Regions from separate parts of the Homo sapiens genome. Here region 2 is linked to region 1. Evidence: read pairs that join two places in POLR2A ChIA-PET (ENCODE). Cell type or tissue: GM12878. All regions are shown on one strand.

What was found. ChIA-PET counts read pairs that join two places held together with the same protein. Peaks named below come from ENCODE experiments on the same cell type or tissue, not always from the same donor. Only the 100,000 strongest peaks of a DNase experiment are listed, where the experiment ranks them.
Region 2: POLR2A ChIA-PET joins it to region 1 with 6 read pairs; 1 of 35 experiments calls an interaction of 5 or more read pairs at or near these places.

Annotation. Positions count from the first base shown.
Region 1 is chr2:231,178,812-231,186,811 of GRCh38, forward strand. No RefSeq gene overlaps it. Among named protein-coding and RNA genes, the nearest start is that of ARMC9, 16 kb to the right of the region's middle. RefSeq lists enhancers at 1,319-1,428, 1,499-1,598, 2,898-4,097, 2,971-3,360. In GM12878, no CTCF peak of the experiment used is centred here; DNase peaks (open chromatin) are centred at 268, 1,410 and 3,220; H3K4me3 peaks cover 1,535 bases; H3K27ac peaks cover 3,962 bases.
Region 2 is chr2:230,261,365-230,269,364 of GRCh38, forward strand. All of the region lies in intron 12 of SP140 (SP140 nuclear body protein), which reads left to right. Among named protein-coding and RNA genes, the nearest start is that of SP140, 40 kb to the left of the region's middle. RefSeq lists an enhancer at 3,418-3,939. In GM12878, no CTCF peak of the experiment used is centred here; DNase peaks (open chromatin) are centred at 6,357 and 7,597; H3K4me3 peaks cover 550 bases; H3K27ac peaks cover 2,357 bases.

The DNA of each region.
Region 1 (8,000 bases):
CATGCCTGTAATCCCAGCTACTCAGGAGGCTGAGGCAGGAGAATCATTTGAACCCAGGAGGCGGAGGTTGAAGTGAGCCAAGATCGTGCCACTGTACTGCAGCCTGGGCAACAGAGCAAGACTCTGTCTAAAAAAAAAAAAAAGAGAGAGAGAGAATCATGCGGCCTAACACCTCATGCAGGTGAGAACATGCAGACTGAAGTGCTTTATTCAATATCAAAAGCCATTTTTACATTTGTGTTTCTACTTCCTCTTTCCGTTAACCTGGTTTCTGGCCTCTTCATTTTCTGGTATTGTTTGATCCAAAGGATCAACAGACACACCAATAGCCGTGTCTCTTTCATCCTATACCATACTCTGCTCCACATTTCTATCTGCCTCCATACTCCTAAGTCAGTATGCCTTTTCAGAAAGGGATTTTTAACAAAAGCATTCTTTCCAGTTGCCCTCTACAATGTAGCCCATTGGTGATGGGCATTTGCCACTTGTTCGCTGGGATCTGGGCAGTACCTTTGGTGCATGTACTCAGTGTTTTCCCAATCAGCGAGTTATTTATTTTTAATAAAATTATATCCCAGGCCAGGCACAGTGGCTCACACCTGTAATCCCACCTCTTTGGGAGGCCGAGGTGGGCAAATCACGAGGTCAAGAGATCAAGACCATCCTGGCCAACATGGTGAAACCCCGTCTCTACTAAAAGTACAAAAATTAGCCGGGCATGGTGGCGGGTGCCTGTAATCCTAGCTACTCAGGAGGCTGAGGCAGGAGAATCGCTTGAACCCGGGAGGCAGAGGTTGCAGTGAGCCGAGATCGTGCCATTGCACTTCAGCCTGGGCGACAAGAGCGAGACTCCGTCTCAAAAAAAAAAATTATATCTGGTAGATAATTACCTTTAGAGATCTTGGGCATTACGCAGAGCTGGGACTTGGCAAAGAGTTAGACAGAGATAAGGAATTTTCCATTAAGTCTTATTCCCATGACCTAGGCTGGGCAGCATCTGACTCTTCTGCCATTATCATCTCTCAGAAGCCCTGATACATGTTCCAAAGATTTCAGAGGTTTGCAAGTGTCTAAGCCTTTTTCTGTATGCAGAGTATCAACTAGCATCTCTAAAGTAACAACAGGGACGGGTCGTAAGGAAATTCCTTCCTTTGTTCCAGGATTAGAAGCCTGATGGAGGGATTCACTTACACCTCACTGTCAGTCCCCAGTAATCTCTTCTCTGAGCAGCTCTCAGGCATGTATGACACATGGTTCACAAGGTGATTACTTGTTCTCCTGTGGTTTCCTGTGTGTGTACAATTTTTGTTTCCTAACCAGTCTATAAATAAGCTCCTTAACGGCAAGTCCCAAAGTGTCCCCCAAAGTCCCCATCACAACGCTTGATACATGAGGCCTATTGGTATCAGATTAAATCATTGAGTTAGCTCTGGGAGTCTAGTGATGCCCTTGATCCTGACTGAGTTTCTTCATGGCACTTACACCCACCTGGCATCATAGCTGCTTATTTGTTTATTGTCTGTCTCCCCGGATTAGCACGTAAACCTAATGAGGACAAGGAGTTTGTTTTTTATGACTGCTGTATTCCTAGTGCCTGCAGCAGTTTCTGGCTCATTGTAGACTCCTGGTAAATAGTTATTGGAAGGACAATAGTGGCGAAAATGTATTTAGCTCCTGTGCTCTAGGCACTGCATTCAGCACTTGGCTGCCCTTCATCCTCACAATTCTACGGTGAGGTAAATGTTACAGATAAAGGAAATAGAGCTTAGAGATATTACAGGTGCATGGTAATTTACAGGACTGGAATTCAAACACAGCGTTGTCTAACTATAACACCTGTTTCTTTTGGTTTTGTTTTACTTATTTCCCTTTTTTAAATTTCTTTTTTCATTTTTATTTTTAATTTGAGATGGGGTCTCGCTGTGTTGCCCAGGCTGGTCTCAAACTCCTTAGCTCAAGCGATCTTTCTGCCTCAGCCTCCCAAAGTGCTGGGATTACAGGCGTGAGTCACCGTGCCTGGCTATTTTCGATTATTTCTTAACCACTATGGCAGTGATTCGGCAGATTTGGAGTCCACCTCAGGAATCCAGCAAGTTTAGCAGGTACTCAGATGATTCTGAGACGGATGGTCCTGAGGCCTCCACACTAAGAAACTCTCCCATATAAAGGTGCCTCCAGAAGACCTGAGTCTCCTGGCCATTTCAATGAAGCGTGGATACAGGAATAGTGCACACCCCAGGACGCTCTACCAGCATGGATGACAGTAGACATAAGCGAAAGTCCTCCCTGAAAAACAGATTTCTCCAGAGGGTACTCAGGGTCTGTCTTACCATCAATAGAGTACAGATATTTCTAGAGACGGAATATACTTCCCAAAGGGGAGTTCCCCAACCACAGAATCCATTGACCAAGTGGGAGCAGGTGGGAGTGCCGTCTATGTCCCCTTGGACGGGTCTCTCTGCAGGACACAAGACACATGGCAGCAGGTCTGCCAGATTCCCCATCTCCAGGCTCTGCTAAACTCGCCATGGCAATTGCTGTTTATCATCAAAAAGGCGTTGGATTGGCCAGGTGCGGTGGCTCATGCCTGTAATCCCAGCGCTTTGGGAGGCCAAGGTGGGTGGATCACTTGAGGCCAGGAGTTTGAGACCAGCCTGGTCAACATGGTGAAATCCCTCTCTACTAAAAATACAAAAAATAGCCAGGCGTGGTGGCGGGCGCCTGTAATCCCAGCTACTCGGGAGGCTGAGGCACAAGAATTGCTTGAACCCTGGAGGCAGAGGTTGCAGTGAGCTGAAATTGTGCCACTGTGCTCCAGCCTGGGCAACAGAGTGAGACTCTGTCTCAAAAAATAAAAAAAAAAAATAAAGGCTTTGTGTGTATATGACCCTAACAGCAGCCCATATTTTGAAATGCTTCTGGCTGTCTTTCCTGGAGCCCATGCTTGGCATACCATGGAGCCCAGGGGCCACAAGAGCCAGCAGGGGCAGCCAGAACGCACCACTTCTCTTGGGAAGTGCCCTGGCCTGAGACTCTGCAGCTTGCAGCAACCCAAGGAGATCAATACACATCCGATGACCCAAGCAAACAGTGCCTATGAGTGGGTGCCATGGAGTCAGTCCTTGCCCTGGAATCTCCAGGCCTCGGGCCTGCCCCATGGTGGCCTGGACACAGGTGCTTCAGCCTCTTGTCGGTTCTCCAAGGGGAACTCTGTTGAGTCACACTAGTCACGCAACAGCGGGAAGCCAGCAGCAGGGGGAAGTGAGAGGGCCACGCTCCAGGGTCAGATTAGGACAGCAGGGCCAGACTCCTATAAGCAGGCAAAGGACACGCTGGAGCCAGCACAGCAGAGGCCCAACAAAAATAATTTCATTTTTCTTAAAATAATTTGATCAACATTTGTTTGTCATTGAAATAATCTTTAACAGAAAAAGGAACAAGTCATCAGACTTCCTTATATTCATTCTGTGGCTTACAGCTGTTGTTGTTTTTAATGGGGACAAAAAGGGAGGGGGGTGAGTAGAAGGCACCGTAATCTTTTTAGTGCTTAGAGTCTTTAAATGTCTTAATCCAGACCCGAACAGGGACACATAATCTGTGCTCGGTCCCTCAACATTCTCAAGCCACTGGTTCAAGATAAAGTCATACTCTGGCGGTGGAGCTGATACTGACAAGGATAATGAACGTGGAGAAGGAGCACATCGCAGGGCAAAGACCACTGACCTGACCAGACGGTGGGGAATCCAGTCTGCAGACCGGACCTAGCTCAAACTTCTGTATCAGGTTACAGACGATGGCAGAGCCTCCTTCACTCATTCATTCGCACATTCAATAGTGAACTTCCACAACGTCTGCAGCCCAGCAACCACTGGCACTCCTGGTAACGGGTATCTGTGCCTTCATTTCTTCTTAAGGGAAGTGGCCACCTCCTAGCTCAGCCCAGATGCCAGCCCACACATTCCATCCACCAGGTGACAATGATTGGTTCAGGGATGAGCACGTGACCAAGTCAGGCCAATCAGAGCTAACAAGACCCAATTCTGGGGTATCTGTTCTGGCTATTGGGAACCCATCTCTCTCTATCAATCAGGATCTATCTATCTACCTACCTAACTACCTACCTATCTTACCTCTCTACCTAATCTATCTTATATCTATTGTCTATCTATCTATCTATCTATCTATCTTCCACTGATGATGTAGCCTGAAACTGCTCCTTCCACCATGTAGATCCTGAATGTGGCACCAACCAAGAGGAAGCTGAGCTAAGAAGCGGATCCAGACGGGCTCTCCTAAGCCCTACGTCCAGCCGTGCCTCTACTTCCAGACTGTGTCATTCCAGGCAGCAAGTTTTATTTGCTTAAGCAAAACACAGGCTACTTGGAGGTGAATTTCTGGCACTTGATACCAAAAGAGCACTTTAAGAGGAGCCGTGATGGGGGGTATTATGGACTGAGTTGTGTCCTCCCAAAATTCATATGTTGAAGCCCTAACCCCCAGTACCTTCAGAATGTCACTATATTTGGGTGGGCACGGTGGTTCACGCCTATAATCCTAGCACTTTGGGAGGCCAAGGCAGGAGGATTACTTGAGCTTAGGAGTTTGAGACCAACCTGGGCAACATACTGAGACCTTGTCTCTACAAAAAATTTTGAAAAAATTAGCCAGGTGTGGTAGTACATGCCTGTAGTACCAGCTACTCAGGAGGCTGAGGCTAGAGGATCGCTTGAGCTGGGGAGGTTGAGGCTGCAATAAATCATGATGGCACCACAGCTCTCCAGCCTGGGCAAAAGGGCCAGACCCTGTCTCAAAAAAAAAAAAAAAAAAGAAAAAGAAAAAAGAGAAAAAGGAATGTCACTATACTTGGAGGTGGCCTTTAAAAAGATGATTAATATAAAATGAGGCCATTATGATAGGCCCTAATCCACTCTGACTAGTGTCCCTATAAGAAGAGATTGGGACACAGACACACACAGATGGAGGGACACTGTGAGGACACAGGGAGAAGGTGGCCACCTGCAAGCCCAGGAGAGAAGCCTCAGGAGAAACAAACCTGCCAGCACCTTGATCTTGGACTCCAGCCTCCAGAACTGCGAGAAATAAACATCTGTTGTCAAAACCACCCAGTCTGTGGCTGTTGCAGCCACCCAAGCAGGCTAACACAGAGGGCTTACCTGAAGAAAGGTGGGGCGGTTGAATGCGGGCAGGGGGCATGAAGGAGGTGAGCCAGCTGGAGGAAATCACTGCAGTCATCACTGGAGAGCTGAGGAGGAGGCGGGAGTGATCAAGAGAACATGGACTTGAGACTTGGTCACTGATGCTGACTGCATCGGCGTAGGGAGGAGATTGGCTTCTTCCTGGAGCCTGGTGGTGCCGGCTCCACTAGGAGGGAGGTCGGGGGCACTGAGTGGTGACTGTGAACTTCCCTGGATCTGTCCTCACTGCGCTCTGTGCCTCTTCCCACGCTGGATTATGAGCTTCTGGGGCTGGACTTGGGTCCCTTCATTTTCATATCCCCTCCACTTCCAGGGCCTAGATTCTCAGGGAGGGCACCACTGCCCCTGGGAAGCATTGCACACAATGATGGGACATTTTTGGTTTCTACAATGATGGGGGAATCCAACCAGCGTTCCTGGAGGGAGCTGGCATGCTGGACGTCCTGCAGCGCTGGGTGGGCAGAGACTGACCTGGGGTGGGTTCAGAACTTTACCAAGAGCTGTTCATCATTTTGAAAACTCACATCAAAGATAGCCACACCATTTGTTCTGCTGAGTCACCAAACCAGCACACACCTATGCCAGTGCGAGTGTGCATGACCCACTCTGCCTCAGGTCACCTGCATCAGACTTTGCTTCTTTCTAGAAAGATCTGCATTTTTCTATGCTTTCTGGTATAGTCAGCCTAAGCGCTTATACATGGAAATTATTTTATATATATACATATATATATATATAATTGCTTTCCCCAGCCTGGGCAACATGGCGAAAACCTGTCTCTAAAAAAAATACAAAAATTAGCCGCGTGTGGTGGTAACTGCCTGTAGTCCCAGTTACTTGAGAGGCTGAAGTGGGAGGATTGCTTGAGCCCGGGAGGTTGAGGCTGCAGTGAGCCATGATCGCACCGCTGTACTCCAGCCTGGGTGACAGAGAGAGACCCTGCCTCAAAAAGTAATTACTTAATTAATTAATTAAAATAAATTGCTTGCCTTTTATTTCTTCTTTCCATTAGAGATAGGGCATTATAAGGGTCATTTTTAAATCATGTGGATAAATATCTGGGAATTTCCTTTTAGGACAGGAAAGAGGATATTACGAAACATGTTATTAAAGGGGGAGTCTGGGAGGGTGGAGACTCACCGCCCAGGTCAGCCAGGCATGCTCGATGGGGAGCCCCTCTGAGGCCACCCTGCCTGTCCTTCCCCGCAGGCCTGGCACCCTTCTCAGCCTCTACCCTATAAGGCCATGTGAGGGCTGAGCAGCAGACAGAATGAATGGGCTTCCCTGGCCGGTGGCTCTCACGGCTCCCCGGAGCAGAGGGAGGGGAAGGTTGTGGAGACTGGGACTGAGCAGCCTCCCAGGAGAGGAAGCTCCACAGCAACCCCTGCCCCGGGAGCCCCCGATTGGAGGTAGCCTCCAGAGCTAATGCTGGGCAAGCCAGACTTTGAAGTGCAAGCAAGGAAAATGCCCTGTGACCCCTGCTACTTCCCTCTAGACAGGTGCACACACATGCCCATGGGACAGATGGGTCTAGAAAATGTGAGTCAGGACAGATCAGAGCCTTGAAGGCTCCTGGGGCCAGAATGGAGGGTGGGGAGGGAAATCTGTCCCTTGTCTTGGCTCCTTCCCCAGACCTGTGTTCTGGGTTTGGTGCCACTGGTGGAGATGGCGAATGGCCTGCCTAGGGGCGGGTGAGGCCACAGCTGGCCTGGCCTGAGACCTGAAGGCCTAGACAGCTTGGATTCGGGGGGCTTTGGGCTCCAGACCAAGACCTTGATGCTGCAGGGATGGGGCCCCCATAGTGTACCACCATCTGCAGAGACCCCTGGATGCAGTGGGGGTTCAACCATGCCCCCACCTCGCTGGAGGGCCAGGGCCTTGCTCCAGTCCCCAGCCCCACCAGCACTTCCAAGCTGGTTCCAGGGAGGCTGGGAAGAAGCTGGGCCTGGCCTTCCTTCCACAGTTGTTCTTGGAACCAAAAATGTTTATTTCCCAGCCTTTTGGTAGCTCCTCCAGGGAGGGACGTTCACAGGCAGGCTGAAGGGGAAATGGAGACACAGGACAGGGTGGTAACTCATCCGGGTCATCCTGTGCCTCCCTGCCCAGCCCTAGCCTGTGTGGAACCCAGGTCCAGATCATGTCACAGAGAGCCTGGGTCCCAGCAGTCAGTGGGACCACCTCCTCTCTCAGGGCCCTGGTGGATTCCCCAGAGGATGCTGCCTTCAGCCGGCCCTGTGGATCTGTGTGTCTTTGCTGGACTGCCTCTGGGACCACCCGCCTTAACCAACCTGCCAGGACAGAAGGACAGGTAGGGTCAGGCTGCCAGTCTGTCCCTCCAGCTCAGGAGTGGGACTGGCCTGAGATGATGGTATGGCACCTGCTCTGGATGGGGTGCAGTGTTCAGGCTGTGCAGGAAAAGGTCAGAGAATGATGTGGGGCCAGTGTGCCAGGGCCAGCAGCAGAGACAGAGCTGAGATCCCAGAGCGGCCACCACCTCCAGGGCAGCCAGGTCCTTGAGCCACTTCCAGGTCCTGCGACCCTTGGGCCCAGCCACTGAAGGCTCAAGTTCTTCGCCCGGACCTCCCCGGTCAAAGTGCTCAGCACAGGAAGCGCCGTGGGCCTGGGTGGGGGTCAGCTATCCTCCCAGGCTCTGGCCAACAGGCATGAGCTATTTTGTTATTGTTATTTTTAATTTATGGGGTACATGAGATGTTTTGATACAGTCATGCAATGTGAAATAAGCACATCATGGAGAATGGGACATCCATCCCCTCAAGCATTTAT
Region 2 (8,000 bases), 920 kb before region 1:
GGTTTTCAAGGTATACAGTCATATCATCAGCAAACAGTGAGAATTTGACTTCCTATTTACCAATTTGGATGCTCTTTATTTCTTTCTCTTGTCTGATTGCTCTGGCTAGGACTTCCAGTACTATGTTGAAGAGGAGTGGCGAGAGTGGGCATCCTTGTCTTGTTTCAGTTCTCAGAGGGAAAGCTTTCAACATTTCCCCATTCAGTATTATGTTGGCTATGGGTTTGTCATAGGTGGCTTTTATTACCTTAAGGTATGTCTCTTGTATGCTGATTTTGCTGAGAGTTTTAATCATAAGGAGATGCTGGATTTTGTTGAATGCTTTTTCTGCATCTATTGAAATGATCATGTGATTTTTGTTTTTAATTCTGTTTATGTGGTGTATCATATTTATTGACTTGCATATGTTAAGCCATCCCTGCATCCCTGGTATGAAACCTACTTCATCGTCGTGGATTATCTTTTTGATATGTTGTTGGATTCAGTTGGCAAGTATTTTGTTAAGGATTTTAGCATCTATGTTCATCAAGGATACCAGTCTGTAGTTTTCTTTTTTGGCTATGTCCTTTCCTGGTGTTGGTATTAGGGTGATGCTGGCTTCACAGAATGAATTAGGGAGGGTTCCTTCTTTCTCTATCTTGTGGAATAGTGTCAAAAGGATTGGTACCAATTCTTTGACTGTCTGGTAGCATTCTGCTGTGAATCCGTCTGATCCTGAACTTTTTTTTGTTGGTAATGTTTAAATTACCATTTCAGTCTTGCTGCTTGTTACTGGTCTGTTCAAGGTATCTAATTCTTCCTGATTTACACTAGGAGGGTTGTATTTTTGCAGGAATTTATCCATCTCTTCTATGTTTTCTAGTTTATGTACATAAAGGTATTCATAGTAACCTTGAATGATCTTTTGTATTTCACTGGTGTCAGTTGTAGTATTTCCTGTTTCATTTCTCAGTGACGTTATTCGGGTTTTCTCTCCTCTTGGTTAATCTTGCCAATGGTCTATCCATTTTATTTACCTTTTCGAAGAACCAGCTTTTGTTTCATTTATCGTTTGTATTTTTTTTATTTCAATTTCATTTAGTTCTGCTCTGATCTTTGTTATTTCCTTTCTTCTGCTGGGTTTGGGTTTGGTTTTGGTTTGTTCTTGTTTCTCTAGTTCCTTCAGATGTGACCTTAGATTGTCAGTTTGTGCTCTTTCAGTCTTTCTGATGTAGGTGTTCAGGGCCATGAACTTTCCTCTTAGCACCGCCTTTGCTCTATCCCAGAGGTTTTGATTGTCATTCAGTTTGAAGAATTACTGTCATTCAGCTTGAATAATTTTTTAATTTCCATCTTGATTTCGTTTTTGACCCAATGCTCATTCAGGAGCAGGTTATTTAATTTTCATGTATTTGCATGGTTTTGGAGGTGCCTTTTGGAGTTGATTTCCAGTCTTATTCTACTGTGGTCTGAGAGAGTGCTTGATATAATTCCAATTTTCTTAAATTTATTGAGGCTCGTTTTATGGCCTATCATATGGTCTATCTTGGAGAAAGTTCCATGCACTGTTAAATAGAATGTATATTCTGTGGTTGTTGGATGAAATGTTCTATATATATCTGTTAAATCCATTTGTTCCAAGGTATAGTTTAAACCCATTGTTTCATTGTTGACTTTCTTTCTTGATGACCTGTCTAGTGCTGTCAGTGGAGTATTGAAGTTCTCCACTATTATTGTGTTGCTGTCTATCTCATTTCTTAGGTCTATTAGTAATTATTTTATAAATTTGGGAGCCCCAATGTTAGGTGCATATATGTTTAGAATTGTCGTATTTTCCTGTTGGACAAGGCTTTTTACCGTTGTATAATGTCCCTCTGTGTCTCTTTTAACTGCTGTTGCCTTAAAGTTTGTTTTGTCTAATATAAGAATAGCTACCCCTGCTTGCTTTTGGTGTCCTTTTGCAAGAAATGCCTGTTTCCACCCCTTTACTTTAAGTTTATGCGAGTCCTTATGTGCTAGGTGAGTCTCCTGAAGGCAGCAGATGGTTGGTGAGTTCTTATCGGTTCTGTGGTTCTGTATCTTTTAAGTGGAGCATTTAGGCCATTTACATTCAATGTTAGTATTAAAATGTGAGGTACCATTGCATTCATTGTGCTTTTTGTTGCCTGTGTACTTTTTGTTTTTATTTTTTAACTTGTATTTTATTTTTGTTTTATAGGTCCTGTGTGATTTATGCTTTAAAGAGGTTCCGTTTTGATGTGTTTCTAGGATTTGTTTCAATATTGAGAGCTCCTTTTAGCAGTTCTTGTAGTGGTGGCTTGGTAATGGCGAATTCTCTCAGCATTTGTTTGTCTGAAAAAGACTGTATCTTTCCTTCGTATATGATGCTTAGTTTTGCTGGATACAGAAGTCTTGTCTGATAATTGTTTTGTTTGAAGAGGCTGAAGATAGGGCCCCAGTCCCTCCTGTCTTATATGGTTTCTGCCAAGAAATCTGCTGTTAATCTGATAGGTTCTCCTTTGGAGGTTACCTGGTGCTTCTGTCTCACAGCTCTAAAGATTCTTTCCTTCGTCTTAAATTTGGTTAACCTGATGACAATGTGCCTAGGCGAAGATCTTTTTATGATGAATTTCCCTGGTGTTCTTTGTGCTTCTTGTATTTGGATGTCTAGGTCTCTAGCAAGGCCAGGGAAGTTTTCTTTGATTATTCCCCCAAATATGTTTTCCAAGCTTTTAGAATTCTCTTCTTCCTCAGGAACACCGATTATTCTTAGGTTTGGTCATTTAACATAATCCCAGACTTCTTGGAGGCTTTGTTCATATTTTCTTATTCTTTTTACTTTATCTTTGTTGGATTGGGTTAATTCAAAGACCTTGTCTTTGAGCTCTGAATTTCTTTCTTCTACTTTTTCAATTCTATTGCTGAGGTTTTCCAGAGCATTTCACATTTCTAAAAGTGTGTCCAAAGTTTCCTGAATTTTTTATTGATTTTCTTTAAGCTATCTATTTGCTTGAATATTTCTCCCTTCACTTCTTGTATCATATTTTGGATTTCCTTGCATTGGGCTTTGCCTTTCTCTGGTCCCTCCCTGATTAGCTTAATAACTACCCTCCTGAATTCTTTTTTGGGTAAATCAGGGATTTCTTCTTGGTTCGGATCCATTGCTGGTGAACTAGTGTGATTTTTGGGGTGTGTTAAAGAGCCTTGTTTTGTCATATTACCAGGGTTGGTTTTCTGGTTCCTTCTCATTTGGGTAGGCTCTGTCAGAGGGAGGGTCTAGGGCTGAAGGTTGTTGTTCAGATTCTTTTGTCCCATAGGATGTTCCCTTGATGTACTATTCTCCTCCTTTTTCTATGGATGTGGCTTCCTGTGAGCCAAACTGCAGTAATTGTTGTCTCTTTTCTGGGTCTAGTGACCCAGTGAGTCTACCAGGCTCCAGGCTGGTACTCGGGGTTGTCTGCACAGAGTCCTGTGATGTGAACCATCTATGGGTCTCTCAGCTGTGGATACCAGTGCCTGTTCTGCTGGAGGTGAAGGGGGTGCAATGGACTCCATGGGGGTCCTTTGGTGGTTTAATGTTCTATTTTTGTGCTGGTTGGCCTCTTGCCAGGAGGTGGCACTTTCCAGAGAGCATCAGCTGTGGTATTATGGGGAGGAACCGGTGATGGGCCAGCCCTAGAATTCCTAAGGTTATATGCCCTTTGTCTTCAGCTGCCAGGGTGGATAAGGAAGAGCCGTCAGGTGGGGGAGGGGCTAGGCATGTCTGAGCTAAGACTCTCGTTGGACATGTCTTGCTGCAGCTGCTGTGGGGGATGGGGGTGAGATTCCCATGTCACTGGAGTTGTGTACCTGGGAGGATTATGGCTGCCTCTGCTGAGTCATGCAGGTTGTCAGGGAAATGGGGGAAAGCTGGCAGTCACAGGTCTCACCCAGCTCCCATGCAAACCAAAGGGCCAGACTCACTCCCACCATGCCCCGCCCCAACAGCCCCCAGACCATTTCCAGGCTTGAAAACCTGCCCCAGGCTATCTGCCTCCCAGCTGCAGAAGAAAAAGGCTTGGTTCTTCCCCACCTGTGGAGTCTGCACACCGGATTTGCGCCCTCACAAGAGTTCTGTCCAGGAGGCGTCTCACCCTGTTCAAATTGTTACAAAGTTCAGCTAGAGATTGGCTTCTCCCTGTGTAGTTTTACCCCCTGCTCCTCTCCCATTGGGTCCCTGTGGTGCCAGGCAGGAATGGCCTTCTAGGGGACCCAGCCACCTCCCAGGCCCTTTCCGCTGCTTCCCCCTACACCTGTATTTCCCTCATCTCTTCAGATTGACTCAGCTCCAGGTAAAGTCGGAAACTTCTCCCACAAACAGACCTTCAGCTTCTCCAGTGGGGGTGTGTGTTCGGGAGAGGAGGGTCTCCTTTTCCCACTTCTGCAGTTGGGGCACTCTCAGTTTTACGGGGGGGGGCGGTCTCCTGGGTCCTGCAGGTGCAATCTGCTTCCTTCAGAGGGTCATGTTGCCTAGGCTGGTCACGAACCATGGCCTATTTTTTATGTACGTATAAAAGAAAAGGATTATGATAAAGGAGAAAGGGAGACAGGAGACCTGTCTCCTGATAATGTGATAATAGAAGATTCAGTGTGGGTGACTGATGAAGGAGTATTTTAAAATCGTGAAGATCTGTTCCATTTCTGTGTTCCATGAGAATGGCCCCAAGATATTTGGGTCAAATGTAGGGAGGCCTGGTATTTCAGAAAAGATTGACCCCCATTGTCTTCAAGACTCAGTTAATCCTAGAAATCCTCTTATCTTTCCTTCAGTCATTGGTCTTGGGAAACTCTGAAGACATTGTAACATTTCTTTATATAATATTATTTCCTCAGCCAATAGATTATGTCTGAGAAAATAGCCTAGTTTTTGTTTTGTTTCATTTTGTTTGTTTTACAAACTTGGAGTTTTTCCTTAGAAGTTTTATGTCCATTTTTGCCCAACTCAATGAATAGATTAAGAAATGTCTAGATCTATAGAGTATAATAGAGGTGACCTATGCATCAGATCAGAGAAGATGCAGGTATGAGCTTTGTATCCCTTAGGCCGTATTTAAAACTTGGAAGAAGATGGTTGTGTTCGTTTTTCATTGCTGCATGACAAATAACCACAAATGTAATGGCTTACTACAATACCCACTTGTTATCTCACAGTCCTGCCAGCAGAAGTGTGGGTGGGCTCAACTTAGTTCTCTGCTTAGAGTCTCCTTAGGCTGAAATTAAGATGTCAGCCCAGCTGAAGTCTTGGCTGAAGGCTCTGAGAATCTTGCAATCGAGCTCACCCAGGTTGTTGACATAATCCAGTTCCTCGTGGTTGTTGAACCGAGGTCACAGCTTTGTTGCTGGTTGTTGGTCACGGACCACTCTCAGCTCCTGGAAGCCAATCATATTCCTTAATACATTGCCCCTCCATCTTGAAGCCAGCAATCTTGTGTGGAATCCTTCTCACACTTTGAATCTCTGACTTCCTCTTCTGCTGCTGGCTAGAGAAAACTCCCTGCTCTTAAAAGGCTCATAAGGTTAAACCAGATCCACTCTATTAGTCTCTCTTAAGGACAGCTCTGCCATATCACATAAGGTAATTATGGAAGTAATATCTCATTATGTTCACAGTCCTCAGGATTAGGGAAAGAAATATTTGGGGGCCATCTTAGAATTCTGCCTATCGTCAAGGAAATTCCTAGAAAATAACTGTCCAGATAAGCCACTGATTTTCCCAAGCAAATAATATTTATCTTTATCAAGTGAGACATTAAACAAAGCTGAACATAAATATATTAAAAATTTTGGCTTTAGGTGAGACTGAAGAGATTGTAGTAATCTGGTTAGGAGGTACAGGGAAGTGAGGTATACCTATTTTGTTTATTGCTTGCAGACCTCAAATCATCCGTAGTGTAGGTATACTAATGGTCAGGTCAACTATACATAGATCATGTGTCAGAGAATTTTCCAGGACTTCTAAAATTAGTCCTTCTTCTGAACCTTTAATCTGGTAGTTCTATTTGCAGAATAGATCCCTACCTATTACATTTATAGAGGTTTTGTTGAAAACAGTGTTCCTCAGATAATGGTCTGAAAGTAATAGATTACTGGTTGAGATGTGGAAACATTCAGTGATTTTTTTCTCTTCTTTTATAGACCTACTTGTCAAATGTGTTACTTACTTTGGACATGACAAAACCTCCCCATTGCAAGCCAGAGTCATTTTAGGGAAAATTTTGCCAGTTATTAAGAAAAGTACAAGAGTTAGAATCATGATGAAAGTATACAGAGGAAGTGAACATTTTGTCGGGGAGATTATGGCTTTGGCAAAGACAATCCCGTGACAAACAGCAAAGAGGCCACTATATTTCAGTATAAGTGTGAATGGTGTGTTCCACATGAATGAAGCAGAAACTGAAAAGGGGACATATGATTAATTACATGATTGTAGTTGACTCCAGATTACATACTAAACAAAATGATTTTCTTTCACAAATTGACAAGACACTAGGTGCCCTCATGAAGGTTTTGATGAGGGACCCAAGAAAAAATGTGACCGAACATCTTTGCACAGTTTGGCTACTGTCTAATGGACCCACATCCATTAGTTTTAGGGGCTGGCTTGAATTGAGGACTTATCAGACCTTGACCACCAGCTGTTTGCTTTGGATCACTGTCTTCTAACATTCAGAAAGCACAGGAAAATCAGGAACAAGCACACATGAAATAAGACTTTTTGTTTTTTTGGTGGGGTTTTGCTATGTTGCCCAGGATAGTCTAGAATTCCTGAGCTCAAGCCATCTGCCTGTAATATGACCTATTAACAGGCATAAGCCACCATGCCTGGCAGAGATAAGACTTTTTAAAAATAGACAGAAGAGGCCGGGTGTGGTGGCTCATGCCTATAATCCCAGCACTTTGGGAGGCCGAGATGAGTGGATCACCTGAGGTCAGGAGTTCGAGACCAGCCTGGCCAACATGGAGAAATCCCCTCTCTACTAAAATTACAAAAATTAGCCAGGCGTGGTGGCAGGCACCTGTAATCCCAGCTACTTTGGGAGGCTGAGACAGGAGAATCTCTTGAACCCAGGAGGCGGAGGTTGCAGTGAGCCGAGATTACGCGGTTGCACTCCAGCCTGGGCGACAAGAGTGAAACTCTGTCTAAAAAAAAAAAAAAAGACAAAAGAAAGGTAACAGTAGATGAAGTAGTGAAACAAGTAAATAAGTAAATAAGCACATTAATTGAGAAAATGTTTGCTAAGTGGTGTACTTCCAACTGAAAATATCTAATTGTATCTAATTGTATACCCATGTTTAAATAAGATAAATTCAGAACTAGGAGCTCAGTGAAACAAGTCAGAGTTCGAGTTGTTGTTGAGAAAGATTCACTTGGCAGTAGGTCAGAAAAATGACCTGAGCTGGACACAGTGGCCTGAGATTCATGCCTGTGGTTCCAAGGGTCCCACAGGACACTCCCCAGCAAGAATCTTCAAGATAATCTCGGCAGGAACTCCAATTTTTGAAGGGCTAGGCTACTACTCATAATCTGAAACTAAAAGCTGATTTATTCCTAGCTAAGCAAGGCACCTAGTGGGAGGAGGCCCTGTGCTTGTAAGACACAGTCTCTATAGAAAAGGAAACTGCAGTTTTATAGAGAGTTTTAGGAAGCATATTGTGTAGGGACTCCAGACCTTCAGAAACAGGAGTGTTTATGAGTAATTTAGCATTTGGCCATCAATGCAGGCTTTGTGGAGGGGGTGTTGCTGACTGGCTGGGCTTCAGATATGTAGAACTGCCAGTAATGGGCTCGCTTTCAGAAATGTGACTGGGGATATAAGTAGTCAGTGGCCAATTGGGATGAGTTTAAATAGTTGCTTTTCACTATTGTCAAAGAACAGTAGTATTTTCTGGAATGATAAGAGTTTCCTTGCTTTATTCTCAGGACTACAAGTACAAAAATAAAAGTAGAGAAAAGGAGGATGAGGTGCATAACATGGGGAGAG